Linked DNA regions of Homo sapiens: region 2 is linked to region 1. A link is an interaction called in ENCODE POLR2A ChIA-PET data of the cell type or tissue named here. Cell type or tissue: PC-9. All regions are shown on one strand.

Region 1 (8,000 bases):
TAATTTATCCCACTAGGATGGAAGGAAAATTAAGGAAGACATCACTAAGGAGATGACATTTAAGCTGAGTCTTAAAAAATGGAAGGTTCATTAATTCACTGAAAAAACACTTACTTGGCAGCTCTTTTAACTAGACATTTACTAGGTATGGTATTTATCACAGCCATAACTAAATAAAATCGCTCCACCCCAGCCATCACTGGAGCAGCAGCAGTGGAAAGATGATTTTTGCTTCACATGATCCTGCCACCTGACTACGTAGTTAGTTAGGCTTCTGACCTACAGGGACCAATCTATAGACTGGACAGCAACTTAAGATGTGGCTTGGCAAGAAAAGCTGAAACAGTATGGAAAGTGAAGGGATTTATTTTTTTCCAAGTTCTCCAAGTAAGTGGCAGACGTAGGATTAGAACCCAGCACTGTGTCTTTATCAGTTTATGGCATACACCTCCTTGCTCCCTAGAAGCAGACGGGAGTGAGTGCTTCACAGACCCGACACCCAGCATTGAAGTCTCGGAAGGATCTGCTTGGTGCCCTTTCCGCAGCCCTTTCATTTGTCAGATGACAGATCTTTCTAGATCTGTTCCCTTGGCTCATAAAGCCAGCCCTCTGTATAGCTAAGAAGGATGTTTGATAAAATTCAGACTGTTTCTCTAGTGATGCAGTCTTTTTTTTTTTTTTTTGGTCAAATGTAAGGTGAGACAGCTCTGGTGGGTGTTGAATTCAGTGTGGGTGTAATCATTCTTCCTAAGTGAGTTGTCTCCAATTAAAGAGAACTTAGTGTAAACTTCTTAGAGACAGAAGTATCTGTCAGTGACATTATTAAACTTTTAAGAAAACCTGCTAATACATAGCCCCTACTTTGGAACCTGGTGCACATGGTTAACGATGGAAATATGTAGAGCTTGAAGGGAAGCTGTTTCTCCACATAACTATACTTAGTCCTCTGTCTTAAATCATTAAAGCCTCTGAGTTAGTTTGTAGGTAGAACAGCCCTCAAGCTGCCCACAGGTCATTTCTTCTAGCCTGAGTGGTTAAGACAAGAAGTTGGCCGGGTGCGGTGGCTCACGCCTGTAATCCCAGCGCTTTGGGAGGCCGAGGTGGGCAGATCACCTGAGGTCAGCAGTTCGAGACCAGCCTGGCCAACATGGTGAAACCCCATCTCTACTAAAAATACAAAAATTAGCCAGGCGTGGTGGCACGTGCCTGTAATCCCAGCTAGTCTACTTGGGAGGCTGAGGCAGGAGAATCGCTGGAACCAGGGCGGCAGAGCCTGCTGTGAGGTGAGATCGTGCCACTGCACTCCAGCCTGGGTGACAGAGCAAGACTCCATCTCAAAAAAAAAAAAAAAGACATGAAGCTGGCCACAGCTAGGTGTGTACCTTTCTTCTCCATGATTGTGTTTGCTGAGTTCAATCATCTCAAAGCAAATATAAAGTCCTTTCAGAAACCTGAATCTTTTTTTGCAGCATGCCATGGTACTGCTACCTTTGCTCTGGAGACATAGAATCATTCTTTCCTTGCCCGGTTATGTGCCAGGAGTTGTGCTGGGCATACAGCACAGACATTCTTACAGTCCAGGTACAGATCAGTTGGAAGAAATAAGGCGTGTAAACATTACAGTGAGGATGTAGAAGTTGCAAATTGGCACAAATCTGCCTGGAGACATGTTTTGTTTGTCTCAGTAATTTTAATATTTACTGTAGTTACCAAGGTTTTTTAACTTTCATGAAAATGAAGATTTCTGGCTGTTTTGGAAGAATGGGAAGAACTGACACCACTAGGTCCACACTTATAAATGAAAATAACTGAGTGGAATGGAATAGCACCGCCTTCTCCAACAGAGAATGTGCTCTCTGATTCTTCCAATTGCTGTTATCTTCTAGGCCACTTTATTCCTTTACTTTTCCTGCCTACCTTTCTTAAGGGGTTTGCATTTGTGAACCTGCAATGCCATATTAATAAATACTATACTATGTGTGAAGAATATAGTATAGGAGGCTGTGGGAACATAGAGGAAATGTTCCAAGCCCATAAGAGACACAGATATGTCCTAGAACAAGGCCCAGTCCTGAAGAATGGAAGGAAAGAACCACAGGAGACAGTCTGAGGAGCACATTCCCAGGCTCAGCAGGTCCAAAGGCCTAGAGGTGACAGAAAAAGACTACAGGTAATTCTGTTCAAGTGGAGTACAGAGACAGTTTGGGACAGGGAGTATGAGGCTGGAAACGAAGCAGAGCCATGAAGAGCCTTCAAGACAGGAGTTCAGACTTTTTCCTGGGATGAGCAGTGATCCACTGAAAGGGACTGAGCAGGGGAATGGTGTGGTCAGATCAGCTCATCACTTAAGGAGGGCTGATGGTGGTTCCATCAGTATACAAACAGTATAAGAAGAGGACTAAGAAACATGAAGGAAGAGGAATCTAAAGGACTTGATGGCTACTTTTGTATGAGGGATGAGGAAGGAATCCAACGTGCCAAACAGGTTTCTGGCTCTGACTGCTGGGTGCATGCTAGACCACTCACTAAGAACAGACCCCTGTGATGAAAGTCACCTGGGGAAGAAACCAGAGGCCTGGGTTCCAGGCTTAGCTTCACCACTAACTCAGTCTCTCTGGGCCTGCGTATTCATTTGTAAATGAAGGTGCCACACTGGAGTGCTCTTTATGCCCCCTTCGAAACCTTTATAAAAAGGTCTTTTTTTTTTTTTCACTTCAGTGAAAAAGTACAGAATCAGATAGAGAAAAACTAAAATTCTCATGTTCCCCAGAACGTGAAAATTCAGGGTAAAAGCAATTTAAAAAGTTGAGCCCAACCCCGATACGATACTTGAATTGCTTAGCAACAAATTTGTCAGGAGCTTGTTCAACCTCTGCCCAAACTCATCTAGCCTGGAGAATTCTATACCCCCTAGTACAGCCCGTTCAATTCTTACACAGCTTTTAAAAATGTATTCTGATACCAAGCCAAAACCTGTCCCTTAGTGCATGTCTACCTTTGATGGAAGAAGTACTACATTTTGCATTTTTAAGACAGGATCAAGTCCTGGCTTTGTCCCTTAGGAGACAGACATTATCTCAAAGCCTCTGTTTCCTTACATGGAAAATGAGGGCTAACTTGGAGGATTTTTATAAAAGGGGTACTTATCTGAAAAATATCAGCATATTCTTCCCTTAGAAGGTTTTCTATAATTACAGCACGATGGGCTCAGGCAGCAGCCATGGTTCTTCATGTTTTTGTCTAGGCTCCAACCCAGCAGCTGCCATCAGGTGTTCATGTCAGGGCTGTGGTACAATTCCACCTGGCTACAGCTTCATGGCACATCCTTGAGAGATGCAAAACAGGTAAGCACACTAGAAAAGTCAGCTCCCTGGAGTTAATCATTCTTCCCCTAGTCCCTCTTTCGCACTCATGACCTCGTGGAAATAGACTGCCTGGAAATAGACTGCCAGATCTGTCATTTCCTAATTGTGTGACCTAGGACAGGTTACTTATTTCTCTCAACTTCAGCTGCCTTGTTTATAAAATGAAGATAACAGTACCTAGAGAGTTAATTAATTAATGTAAAGAGCTTACAACACTGCCAGGTACACCCAAGTACCTTAAACCAAAAGTTAAAACATGCTTGAATTTAAATTCCAGCTCCACCTCTGAGTAATTGTATTATCTTGCTATTATTTTTATAAGCTTGCCAAGTGTCAAATATGATCAAGACTGGCTGCAGGTTCAGATTCTACCAATTGTTATTTAATCCATCCTACTCAACCACTGTTGAGGTCCAATTATCTTCGTTTCACAGATGAGGAAACTGAGGCAGAGAGAGCTGAAGATTTGAAGGCTTTTTCCCATATACTTCCCCTGAGGTGGTATAGCTTAGACCTTTGGGATCTTCTTGGATTTGAATGAATACAGGCTTTATTACTTACTGTACAGTAATAGCCTCATTTGGCTATTGTGAAGATTAAATGACAGGTAAAGTACATAGCACAGGCAGTACCAAAGGTTAACCTCTCTGGAGCACTGACTGTTATATCACACTTGCAATTTTTTTTTTTTAAACAGAGATGGGGTCTCGCTATGTTGCCCAGGCTGGTCTTGAACTCCTGGGCTCAAGAAATCCTCCTGCCTCCTATAATCCCAAAGTCCTGGGATTATAGGCATGAGCCACAGCCCCCAGCCCCATGCCTAAAACTTTTAACTCACATGCAGCATCAACTCATCAGAGATGCTGCAGTAAATTACTTTATTTCTTGCACTGGACCCCTGTTTCCCATAATCTTGATTTCTTTTGTAAAATATAGCTCTTCTATATTATTTATTTAAAGCCATAGAGGTCCTAAGAATAATGGCAGGCAAGATCAAGAATTTCCTTCAAAGCAAGGCGCGGTTGCTCACACTTGTAATCCCAGCATTTTGGGAGGCCAAGGTGGGCAGATCACGAGGTCAGGAGATCAAGACCATCCTGGCTAACATGGTGAAACCCCGTCTCTACTAAAAATACAAAAAATTAGCAAGGCGTGGTGACAGGCGCCTGTAGTCCCACCTACTCAGGAGGCTGAGGCAGGAGAATGGCTTGAACCCAGGAGGCAGAGGTTGCAGTAAGCCAAGATCACGCCACTGCACTCCAGCCTGAGCGACACAGCAAGACTCCATCTCAAAAAAAAAAAAAAAATTTCCTCAAAGATGAAAATGATTCATTCTCCAGCTATTCAGTCCTTGGCCCAGCTACTGCCTGCATTAGGGAAGAGGCTTCTTAGCAAGGTTAACACATGTTTAAGGTCCTTCAGCAACTGTCAATGGTAAAAAAAAAAAGTACAGCTGTTAAAGCGGCCTTGGAGTTGCCCTGACAAACACACCGTCACTTTAAGAAATAAGACTATAGCTCAAATAACCAGTTATCAGGAGGTAACTGGATCTTTGTGTTTCACACCTGAGGAATAGCATGTAAGCACGTAGTATAAAAGCTGAAGCTATAGCCACACGCATTTCTTTACAGACCAGGAACTAGAACAGCTTGGTGTTTTCTCAACTTTATTGTGGACAGGAGAAGGGTAAGTAGACTTGAAGGTTTTTTATTTTTTAATGAAGAAACAATTTATCCTGTGTTTGATACCAGATGAGACTGTAAGGGTCACATACTCCTTAAGCCTACACATCAATTCCAGGTGAAGTGCTTCAGGCTTGGCTCATTCTGACACCTAAGAAGGGCCCTCTAGGCCACGGTTGGGAAGACTGTTTTTGCCTTAGCGCCGTGCAGGTTTGGGCATTATATAAACTTTTACAGGCTTGCTGAAGGGAATGGTGCCCTCGATGCTGGTTTCCACCTGTGGTGACATCTCACCACCCTCCATCCAGGGGCATTTTGGAATGCGAGCACTGGAGTTGTAGGCCAGCAGCAGCCTCACTTCCACCTGGCATGCCTCTGAAAAAAAGATAAAAGAAATCCTCTATAACTAGGCAACTGCTAGGAATGAGGATGAAATGTGAAGTTAAAGAAATATCAAAATGGAAGCAGTAGGGAGAAATTTCTTCATCCGTCTACATTCCCTCCCCTTACCCTCACCAAACAAAACACTGAGCCTGCAGATGTGATGCTGTTCCATCACCTTCCCCTTGGGCTCACTGTGGCACAGAGCCAAAGCTGCTGAGGCAACTGGAGAGCAAGCTAAAAACCCTTCCAGGAAGATAATTGCTTCATGATCTGCTTTATGAACTGGGCTCAAATTCTTATGCAGGTGTGGATTTGGGCAGTTTCAGAAGGTGCATGTGGCTTATTCTGATACCCAGTTGGGCTCTTCCTGCGCAGTTCCATCTCAAGCCTCAGGGCTGCATGTACCACAGACTACTTTATTAGTGGAGAGGAAGCCTTTGAATAGGAAGTGGTTCGCCAAAAAGTTTCTGGCCAATGAACAGGAACATGTCTCAGGGACCTAAAATGTCTGAAAACATCTCATTCTTTCATTACATTATCTTACGATATAATCATCTAGTGTCTCTATGTGGCAGGTCCTAGCAAGAATAATTAAGAACTCCCCTCAAGTTGCCTGCTGTTTGGTTGAGGAAACAGATAGTTGCAATGGAGTACAACACACGCTCTAACCAAGCCTGCAAGAAGTACTGAGGAGGAGCGCAGGAAGGCTTTGGAATAGAATATCCATTCTATGCCAAACAGTTAACCCCAAGAGTTCTTATCCTGCTACATTATGAAAGAAAGACTGTCACAATCTTGGCAAAAATCCCAAGAATCAGATAGGTTCTCAGAGACTCCCCAGATGCACACCTGGGTAAGAATTTGAGCCCAGTTCATAAACTGAAGCAGTTACTCATTCTATTAACCACAAGCTTCTATAAAGAAGAGGGAGAGAATTTCAGAAAAATGTAAGGGCAAGTGCAAAGGCCAGGAATGGAGTGAGCTTGGGATGTCTCCTTAATTTGGTGCAACCAGAGCAAAAAGTGTAAGTTGAAGATGATCCCAAGGCTAAGAAGTTCAGAGGGTAGGAATGAAGGCTAGATGGATCTAAATTAACAAGGGCAGAGACTCCAGGACTTCTCAGTGCCTCCCCAGACCTCTTCCTGGTTACATCCAAGCTTCTCTCTATGGGTCAGAGTAGAGACTGGATTGCTGTCCTCCAGGAAGGGAAAGGTTTGCAGTCAGCCCAAGGCCAGAGCAATCCAGTGCACCTCAGATTTCAGCATGAGATCTAAGTGCAGCCTCATCATCAAGTACCAGCCATGTGATAAGCACACACTCACATGACAACATGAGGGTCATGCAGCAGCCATGAGTGTAACTGTCATGAAACTAACACTGTTCTCTGATACCAGGCTCCAGATGAATCTCCCACTTAGGGTGGAATCAAAATAGGTACCTATATCTGCTTTCCTGCCACACTCTCCCATTCCATCCCAAGTGGCAGACCACAACCACAGCCCCAGTTGGCATAGCACTTTCAAGAAGCCAAATCCTGGTAAGAGCTGGATAAGGCTCAAGCCTATAATCCCAGCACTTTGGGAGGGCAAGGCAGGAGAATCACTTGATCCCAGGTGTTTGAGACTAGCCTGGGCAACATAGTGAGACCTGTCTCTACAAAAAATAAAAATAATTAGCCAGGCATATAGTCTCAGTTACTAGGGGGACTGAGGTGGGAGGAACCACTTGAGCCCGAGAGGATCACACCACTGCACTCCAGCCTGGGCAACAGAAGGAAACCCTGTCTCAAAACAAACAAACAAACAAACAAAAAAACAAAAAAACAAATAAATCCTGCTAAGGTCAGAGGGAGTTGATGTAGGACTCAGCCCTACAGGGTCATTTTGCATTCCCTTACCAACATTTGATAAGAATGGCAATTCAAGGCAATGCCATAGGAGTAAAGCGGAGAAGAGAGAAAACAAGAAGGAGGGGAACTTGGGAGAAGGAGACAAGATCATCTAGGATAACTCAAGCAACTTCTGCGTCATGCCTGGAAGAATATTTCTCCTAGCAGGTTTATATTCTTATTCTCATCTTAATGAGACAGGGAAGTAAAATAACTTTCTCAGGATCACACAGCAAAGGAAGCAGAATTTGAAACATGGTCTATGACTGAGCTTCCTACGTGGCAGCATCCTGCCTCCCAGAGGAGAGGCCCCTCCCTGGTGGGGAGCTACTGAGGGATTGAAGGAGCTCCCTAGAAACTCCAGGCCCCATCACCTAGATTAGGAGAAAGAAACTGCAAGCTCATTTACAATGAGACATATTTCACTTCAGTGCCCCAAACCGGAAGGGACATAGCACAGTGAGGGCTGGGAAGGGTGACTGCAGCTTTAGCACTGTCACTGATCAGGTATGTGGGCCTCCATTTATGTATCTGTAAAATGAAAAGAGAATACTAATTTCCACTGCAGAGTTGGTCTAAAGATTAAATGAATTTTTATTGCACATTTAAAACCTTGTATTCAATTTTCATTATTTGTTGAGTGCCTACTACATGTCAGGCACTAGAGACACAGGCTACTAA
Region 2 (8,000 bases), 560 kb after region 1:
AGACCTACTGAATCAGATCTTCTGGTGGGAGTAAGATAATGTGAATTTTTAATACGCTCCGCAGTGATTCACATACACAGTAAACTTTGACAAGACTGTACAGAATGGGAGTCTCTGAGAGCAGGGAGTATGTCCTATTTGTCTCAGCACTCATAGAATCTAGCACGGGGATTGGGAGAGTGAGAGCTCAATAAAAGTTTATTGAACTAAACTGAATACACCTAATATACCTAAGAGTCTTTAAAGCAAAAGTCACTCAATTCCACTACCCTGTAATCCATTTTTTCCATATTCTAGTCTATGTACACAGGTTTTACACTGTTGTAATTGCAAACTCACCATTTTAGATTGTATTTTTCAATATATTTTCTCTTACAATTTTTAATGGCTGTAAAACATTCCACCCAACATGAATAAGTATCTCTGTTCATATAGATTTTGAGTTTTGAAAAGGTTTTCCTTAGGGGACCTTACATTTGTGCAGTGCTTGTCAGTTTATGAAACCCTTTCACACAATCTTCATTGCTTTCACAACACTCTGTAAGATAAGCATTATCCTCATTTTGCAGCTGGGTATACAGACTCAAAGATTAATTAACTTGCTCAAGCTTCTACACCTAGTAAGTGGAATGTCAGATTAAACCAGGATCTTCTCACTATGCATTTAATGCCCTTTCCAAGGCACCAAATAATTGGACCCAACAGTTTCCTGATGCAAAAACCTGTAATTTAAAATGTGGCAGATGGAAATTACATTTAAAGAGAACATTGGTCAGCTATATCCTAACTATATAGGAATCAGCTCCTGCCTCTTGGGGTATGGCAAAGAAAATGCATATATTAGTTGACAACTTCTGTGTAAGAACTTACTGTTCTTCAGCAATGCCTCATAACGCTGTCTGTATACGATCCAAGCCCATTTCTGCAATCCTCACATGAAGGGAGTTGGGACTGTCCCTGAACACTCTGACACTGTAATTAAAGTTCTTCGGCAACCACCACAGGCTGTAAGGCAGATAGGAAGGAGGCAGTGGAGACTTGAAAGCTCTTCTAAGATTGGTATCACAGGAAACTTGGGTAGCAGCTGAGTGAACAGGAGAGGGAAGCTTTTATGTACCAATAGAAATGCCCATTATAAGGACACACGACCTGATGAATAACAGAGGGGTGCAGCACTTCAGGGAAGGACAGACAGTCCACCTGAGCAGTTAGAGGTTCTATACTGGAAAACAGGAGGAGTTGTGTTTCTATTTTATTCCATTTGCATGATACAGAGAGACAGGTTTCCTTATTCTCAGGTAGAAGTTTCTAACAACCAGAGCTCTCTGAGGAGAGAAAAACTTCTTGGCTGGGTGTGGTGGCTCAAACTTGTAATCCCAGCACTTTGGGAGGCTGAGGGAAGCGGACTACTTGAGCCCATGAGTTTAAGACCAGCCTGGGCAACAAAGTGAGACCCTGTCTCTATAAAAAATTAGCTAGATGTGGTGGCACATACCTGTGATCCCAGCTACATGGGAGGCTGAGGATTGCTTGGGCCCAGGAGGTCGAGGCTGCATTGAGCCATGTACACATCACTGCACTTAAGCCTGAGCGACAAAGCAAGACCGTTTCCAAAAAATAAGGCTAGGCACAGTGGCTCATGCCTGTAATCCCTGCCCTTTCAGAGGCCAAAGTGGGAGGACTGCTTGAGCCCAGGAGTTCAAGACCAGCCTGGGCAACATGGCAAAACCCTGTCTCTACAAAAAATACAAAAATTAGCTGGGTGTGGTGGCTTGTGCCTGTGGTCCCAGCTACGTGGGAGGCTGAGGCAGAAGGATCACTTGAGCCTGGGAGGCTGAGGCTGCAGTGAGCTGTGATCACGTCACTGCACTCTAGCCTGAGTGAGAGAGTAAGACCCTGTCTCTAAATAAATAAATAAATAAATAAATAAATAAAAGATCTCTATTAAGATAGTGAGTTCCTATTCAGTGAAGCTACAATAGGTAAATTACTAGGAATCAGGAGAAATACAGAGGGGAGTAGTTCATATATCATAAACGGGAAGAATTATCTTCTTTCCAAGATTTTTCAAAACTAGGTTCCTAGGAAAATGGCAAACCAGCAATTCTTATTGAGCTAGTGTGTAGAGAAAGTTATGAATCAAAGAATCACAGTTGTAGATGGCTCAGGTTCGGCAAAATACAGTTCCAGCTGTGTACATGGGCACCTGTTGCAGAAAAAAAACCTTTGTTACACAGGCTCACCATGTATCTATTTTCAGATTATTACCTTGAAAAATCAAAGGTCTGTGACTTCGAGGAAGATATTAATAATTCCTATCAAAGTTTCTTTCATGTATCTTTCTATCCACAATTCAAAGATGATCCTAAAAGGAAGGTGGCAAATGTGAGTATAAACTGATAACAAATTGAGGCACAATGAGCTTAAGTACATTGCTGGGTCTAGGATCCTTTACCCCATTTTTAGTGTTTCTCTTTACTCCAATGTATTTGAGATCAAACATCATCTTCCTTCACATTCTCCTGTCCCTTCACCCTGGGTAGAACAAGGTCAAGGTGAGTATTTTGCGACACATTCAGTAAACTCTGGGGCTTAAGATGCAAGATTCTTTGGTTATTAGGTTTTATGTTTTTTGGTTTCTCTGGAAGCTGAGGGCAGTGAATTTTATTTGCAGTCTTTCTCTCAGTATTAGGAACTTTCGATTTTTTTTTTTTTTTTTTTTGAGACAGAGTCTCGCTCTTTTGCCTAGGCTGGAGTGCAGTGGTGTGATCTCGGCTGACTGCAAGTTCCGCCTCCCGGGTTCATGCCATTCTCCTGCCTCAGCCTCCTGAGTAAGCTGGGACTACAGGCGCCTGCCACCACACCCGGCTAATTTTTTTTTTTTTTTTTTTTTTTTTTTTTTTGTAGAGACAGGGTTTCACCGTGTTAGCCAGGATGGTCTCAATCTCCTGACCTTGTGATCTGCCGGCCTTGGCCTCCCAAAAGGAACTTTGAATTTTTATAACAAATAAACCAAATAAATTTCATGACCAGTAAGATACAAAGGAACAAAGTCCACAATGTATTGTCTTGATAACTAAGAAAATAAGATACATGAAACATGTTTGTGAACTGTAAAGCAATGCCTAAATAATAGTCATGTTATTAGTAACAATTATGAACAGTAAAGGTATAGCAGAAAATTTTTGAAAAGTCATGAGCTATGTTAATTCAATGACCAGCTGCCTGAATGACAGTTTAAAAACCACCTAAACTCCTGGTGTCTTCTTTATAAAGGTCCCCCAGAAACTATCCAGTGTGCTGATAATGGCTAGAAATTCGCTGGACTCCATTTATGGTAATGCTGGGTCCAAACTGCACAACAGCTAACTGGAGCCTTAGTTGATCACAGGCCAATCTAGGGCTCCTGGCAACAGTAGAATGTCCAAGTTCAGGGAGGGATGCTGACCATGACTTAAAATACTTTCTTACAAAAGCCATACTAAATCATTTCAATACAGTGATTAAGGTTGCTTTGGGCCCTTTTCTTTTTCTTTTTTTTTTTTTTTGAGATGGAGTCTTGCTCTGCTGCCCCCCGCTGGAGTGCAATGGCACCATCTCGGCTCACTGAAACCTCCGCCTCCCAAGTTCCAGCAATTCTCCTGCCTCAGCCTCCCAAGGAGCTGGGATTACAGGAGCCTACCACCACAGCTAGCTAATTTTTGTATTTTTAGTAGAGATGGGTTTCATCATGTTAGTCAGGCTGGTCTCGAACTCCTGACCTCAGGTGATCCGCCTGTCTTGGCCTCCCAAAGTGCTGGGGTTACAGGTATGAGCCACCGTGCCCGGCCCGCTTTCTGCCCTTTTCTTAACGCTTTTACTATCTTTTAATTCTGAAGATTAACTGGGGAGAAATTATAATCAGATGTTACTCTCACCTGTTTTTTTAATTATACATAGATTGCAGACTGAATACAAATATTGATCAGAAGCCAAAACACCCCACACATTACTTATCAATCAACCCAGGCCAATCTGTCTTTCAACTGTACATTTTTGTGTTCTTGCCTCACCACTTAGTAAAATAAACATAAGAATAAATAGCAATCCAATCCAAATAAGCATCTCTCATCTATAATTATCTGAAGCAACGGATTTAAAGATGGGTAGAGTTAATCCACCTCACCAAGTACATCTTCAATGCCTGTTCAGTCATGCTTCAATGTCTACATTCAATTTATAGAGAATATGAATATATAACATTGTAGAGGGAGGCTTCTGGCAGATCCAGTCTGACAAGAACAAAAGGTCAAATAGTTCTTTTGCTATTCTGTGACAGTTGAAGAGTCTCTGGGTTGGAGAGTTATGTCTAGATCTGGAATGGATCACTCACACAATTAAGTTCTTGTCAGACCTAAAAACATGACAGCACAACTTTCCCCAGGCAAAAGGACAGCCAGATGGAAAGCAACTATTTTTCTCAACCTATCTCAAAATTTGAAATAAGAATGAGAATAATGGAAAAAACCTTTCTAAGTTTTAGAATATACTTCTACTTTGGTTGCTGGGGTTCTTATTTTCAGGTGGCATTTGGAAATCTTAGGAAAACATAATCTGATTTCTTTCCTCATTGGAAATGGGTTGCTCAAGTGAAAAACTAACCCTCTTATCACCTTTTAACTCAGAAACTGAGCACTAAAAGCTATTATGGTGTAGACAGTACTCAACTATTGAATCCATACGTTTATTCATTATACACTGACTTATACAACACTGTTTGCAATGTAGAATTTAGATATTCATATCTCAGCTGATGAGTAAACATTTTGAGTTTTTTCCTGCTGATGCTGCCTGCAAGCAACAGTTCAGTTTTGGCATTTTCATCATCTTTGTCTGACTTGAATTTTTGTTTTTGTTCAATTATTGGCAAAATAGAAGTATTGCACCAAAGACAAATTATTAGGCTTGCTATAGGTGGCAAGTATTTGGCTTCAACCAGATATTCATTGTGTGATCAACTATCAAGGAAAAGAATGTATAAAGTTTTGGAAATACATTGGTGAAAACACTATCAAAAAGGCAAGATGCCTTGAGAAGGACCTTTCCTCCTTCCACATATACAGTATATGAACACATTTAAGACTACTGTTCAACTTTCAGCGATGTGACTTCGTTATACATTTTGGAGACTTAATATGTACTAAAATAGGGGACTACATATTGCCTAAAGGTTAGACTCTAAATCAATTATTAGTGACTAAGTTCAGCACAGGTTCACAGAAGATTAAGAGATAAAAGGATCCATAGAGCTTACCTACTTCAAAATGTGATAGTACTATAGATGAAAAAACTGGAGGTCACAAAGATTATTTTACTTGCCTAATGCTCTACAACTACATTTATGGTAATGCTGGGTCCAGAACCTGGGGTTTCTCTAACTCAGCAATCTTTCCATCACTATTATTTTGTTAACCTCTGTCATGTTAACATTACAATGCTATCAGGTCCCTCAAAAATCATGGGAGGCATAATTCCTGATAGCCTTGGAAATTATAGTGCCTCCAGGTTCTGGGTCTATAAATGTCCCTCATTCCACAAAATTAATATGGTATCTAGTAAGACCTGAATGCCAAATCAATACAGGCTGATGCTGCAAATATTTTTAAAATGTTTTCTGCATTTTATCTTCTAGGTCTATGGTTAAATGTCACTTTTTCAGACATGCCTTTTCTAGCAAGCTTATCTATGCTTTCCTGTTCTTCATATAACTTTACAGCACATACTATATTTTGAAATAAGTTATTTAATTATTATATATCTTCTCAAATATATTAATAATTCCATGAAGGCAGGGTCATTTCTGTTTGATCCACAACTGTTTATATAGCACCTACCACATAGTCTCGGCATATAAAAGAAGCTCAGATATTTGTTGAATAAACAAATGAATTTCTCTCTCTAATTATGGTTGAGGCAAGCCTTATGGAAGCCCTAATTATCCCTTTTAGCCTGTCCTAAACTTGATATCTAAGCCCAAGGGATTAAAGTTCCAGGGAAGTAGATTTTCCTGAGATTTTAGCTCAGCAAAAGCTACCAATTAGATTCAGAAATGGAATGAGCAATTTTGTAGGACACTGATTTCTTTGTCAAAAAGAGGCTGGAAAACCAAGTGCCCAGGTAAATGGAATCTCTCTGCATTAGGCAGAAGGTCAACTTTGACAAACTCTCAGGTGTCTTCCAACTCTTAAGGCTCTGGAATTTGTTTCTTTTCAGCTGTTTGATTTTGAATTAGGTTAAAATAAAGTATACATACAAATTTCATTAGGAAATAATCTAGGAGAACCCATCTAATGAGACTTAGAAAACTGATTATTCAGGCATGCATGCCCATTTACAATTACTTGATACATGCGTATTCTACTGAGAATACAATTTGCTATATAGGTCCTTATACATGTAACTCAATGAAGACAAAGACTAAAACAAGAGTTTTAAAAAAGTTTTTGTAGCATTTCAGTTTTAAACATATGCATGTGTGTGTGTGCACACGCACACGCACACACAAACACACATGTAATTATTTTATCAACTCTGAAGAAAATGATGTTGAGCTCCTACACAGTAAGCAGCCTGTCTAAAGTGCTAGAATTGTCAGGTTCTAAACTCCCCAATCAATGCTCTTCTCACTCTCATAGACCACAGTACTTTTTTTTTTTTTTTTTTTTTTTCTGAGATGGAGTCTCCCTCTGTCTCCCAGGCTGGAGGGCAGTGGCCCGTTCTTTGCTTACCGTAACCTCGGCTCCCGGGTTCAAGTGATTCTCCTGCCTCAGCCTCCCAAGTAGCTGGGATTATAGGCGCCTGCCACCACGCCTGGCTAATTTTTGTATTTTTAGTAGAGATGGGGTTTCACCATGTTGTCCAGACTGGTCTGGAACTACTGACCTCAAGTGATCCGCCCGCCTCACCCTCCCAAAGTGCTGGAATTACAGGCGTGAGCCACCATGCCCAGCTGACCACACTACTTTTAACTCTAGAATTACCCATCCTTTAGGCTCAGCCAAACTCCCATCCTCATCTTGGATTGAAAATACCTTTCTTCCAAATTTTACTGGGAAAGGACCAAATGAAATTAAAAAATATATAACTTTTTTTCCATAGGTGTCTATTAAAAAAATCTATTTTATTAGACAAATTATAAACATCAAATATAAACAAATTATAACAACAGTGATTAAAGAGTTGAAATACTTAATGTAATATCTCAACAGCTTTGAAAATTGAAAAGCAACAGTTATTAAACATGATTTTTTCATCCAGTTCAATGAAAGGAGATTTCAATTCAGAATAGCTACTTCTTTAAATCAATTAAGACCTTAAGGAATATTTTTTTCTGCAATGTTTAATGAAGTACTGAAAATGAGATAAGGATTTATCACAAAGTATATGGCAAGGGAGAAAAGATGCAACATTATTTTATTTCGAGCTACTAGATGGTTCTCACAAATTACACAGGGAGTGATTTAATGATTATAGACAACGTAAAATACATTATCTCATTCTGTTTTAGAGTTTAAAAGAAACTTTGAGACTAATTCAATTTCTTCATTTCTTAATTGAGGTAATGGATTTGAGAGTCCCCTTGCTATAAGTACCTCTTCTTGCGGGAGCTCATCCTTACGTGAAATACCCTCAACTTTCTAAGAAAATCACAACCACTTATATTTTTTCTATGATATCTTATGGCACAACAATTACATATTGAAATCTGCATTTCTAAAATCCAAACATGCATTCTGCTGTATGCACAATCATGTGCAGTGTCTCTGCCATGGGGGGTGCTTTTCCTTAACCAATCTTCCAGCTATAAAAGGCATGAATGAGGAAACCTTGGGAAAGGGATAACATCTTTGATATTGTCAACACCCAAGATGCACTGCAGGTAGCGTTCAAATCCCATCCCAAAACCTCCATGTGGCACAGATCCAAATCGACGAAGGTCCAGATACCTGTTTTTCAAAAAT

The links. ChIA-PET counts read pairs that join two places held together with the same protein. Peaks named below come from ENCODE experiments on the same cell type or tissue, not always from the same donor. Only the 100,000 strongest peaks of a DNase experiment are listed, where the experiment ranks them.
Region 2: POLR2A ChIA-PET joins it to region 1 with 15 read pairs; 2 of 35 experiments call an interaction of 5 or more read pairs at or near these places.

Annotation. Positions count from the first base shown.
Region 1 is chr11:77,873,706-77,881,705 of GRCh38, forward strand. It overlaps INTS4 (integrator complex subunit 4), which reads right to left. Exons shown (of 23, transcript NM_033547.4): 23 at 5,015-5,422. The coding sequence ends at 5,244. It also overlaps a transcript of AAMDC not described here. Among named protein-coding and RNA genes, the nearest start is that of AAMDC, 57 kb to the left of the region's middle. In PC-9, no CTCF peak of the experiment used is centred here; a DNase peak (open chromatin) is centred at 4,726.
Region 2 is chr11:78,428,830-78,436,829 of GRCh38, forward strand. NARS2 (asparaginyl-tRNA synthetase 2, mitochondrial) reads right to left here. Exons shown (of 14, transcript NM_024678.6): 14 at 7,139-7,985. The coding sequence ends at 7,841. It overlaps LINC02728 (long intergenic non-protein coding RNA 2728), which reads right to left and starts at 1,007. Exons shown (of 4, transcript NR_120564.1): 1 at 871-1,007. In PC-9, CTCF peaks have their summits at 3,601 (motif pointing left) and 3,801; no DNase peak of the experiment used is centred here.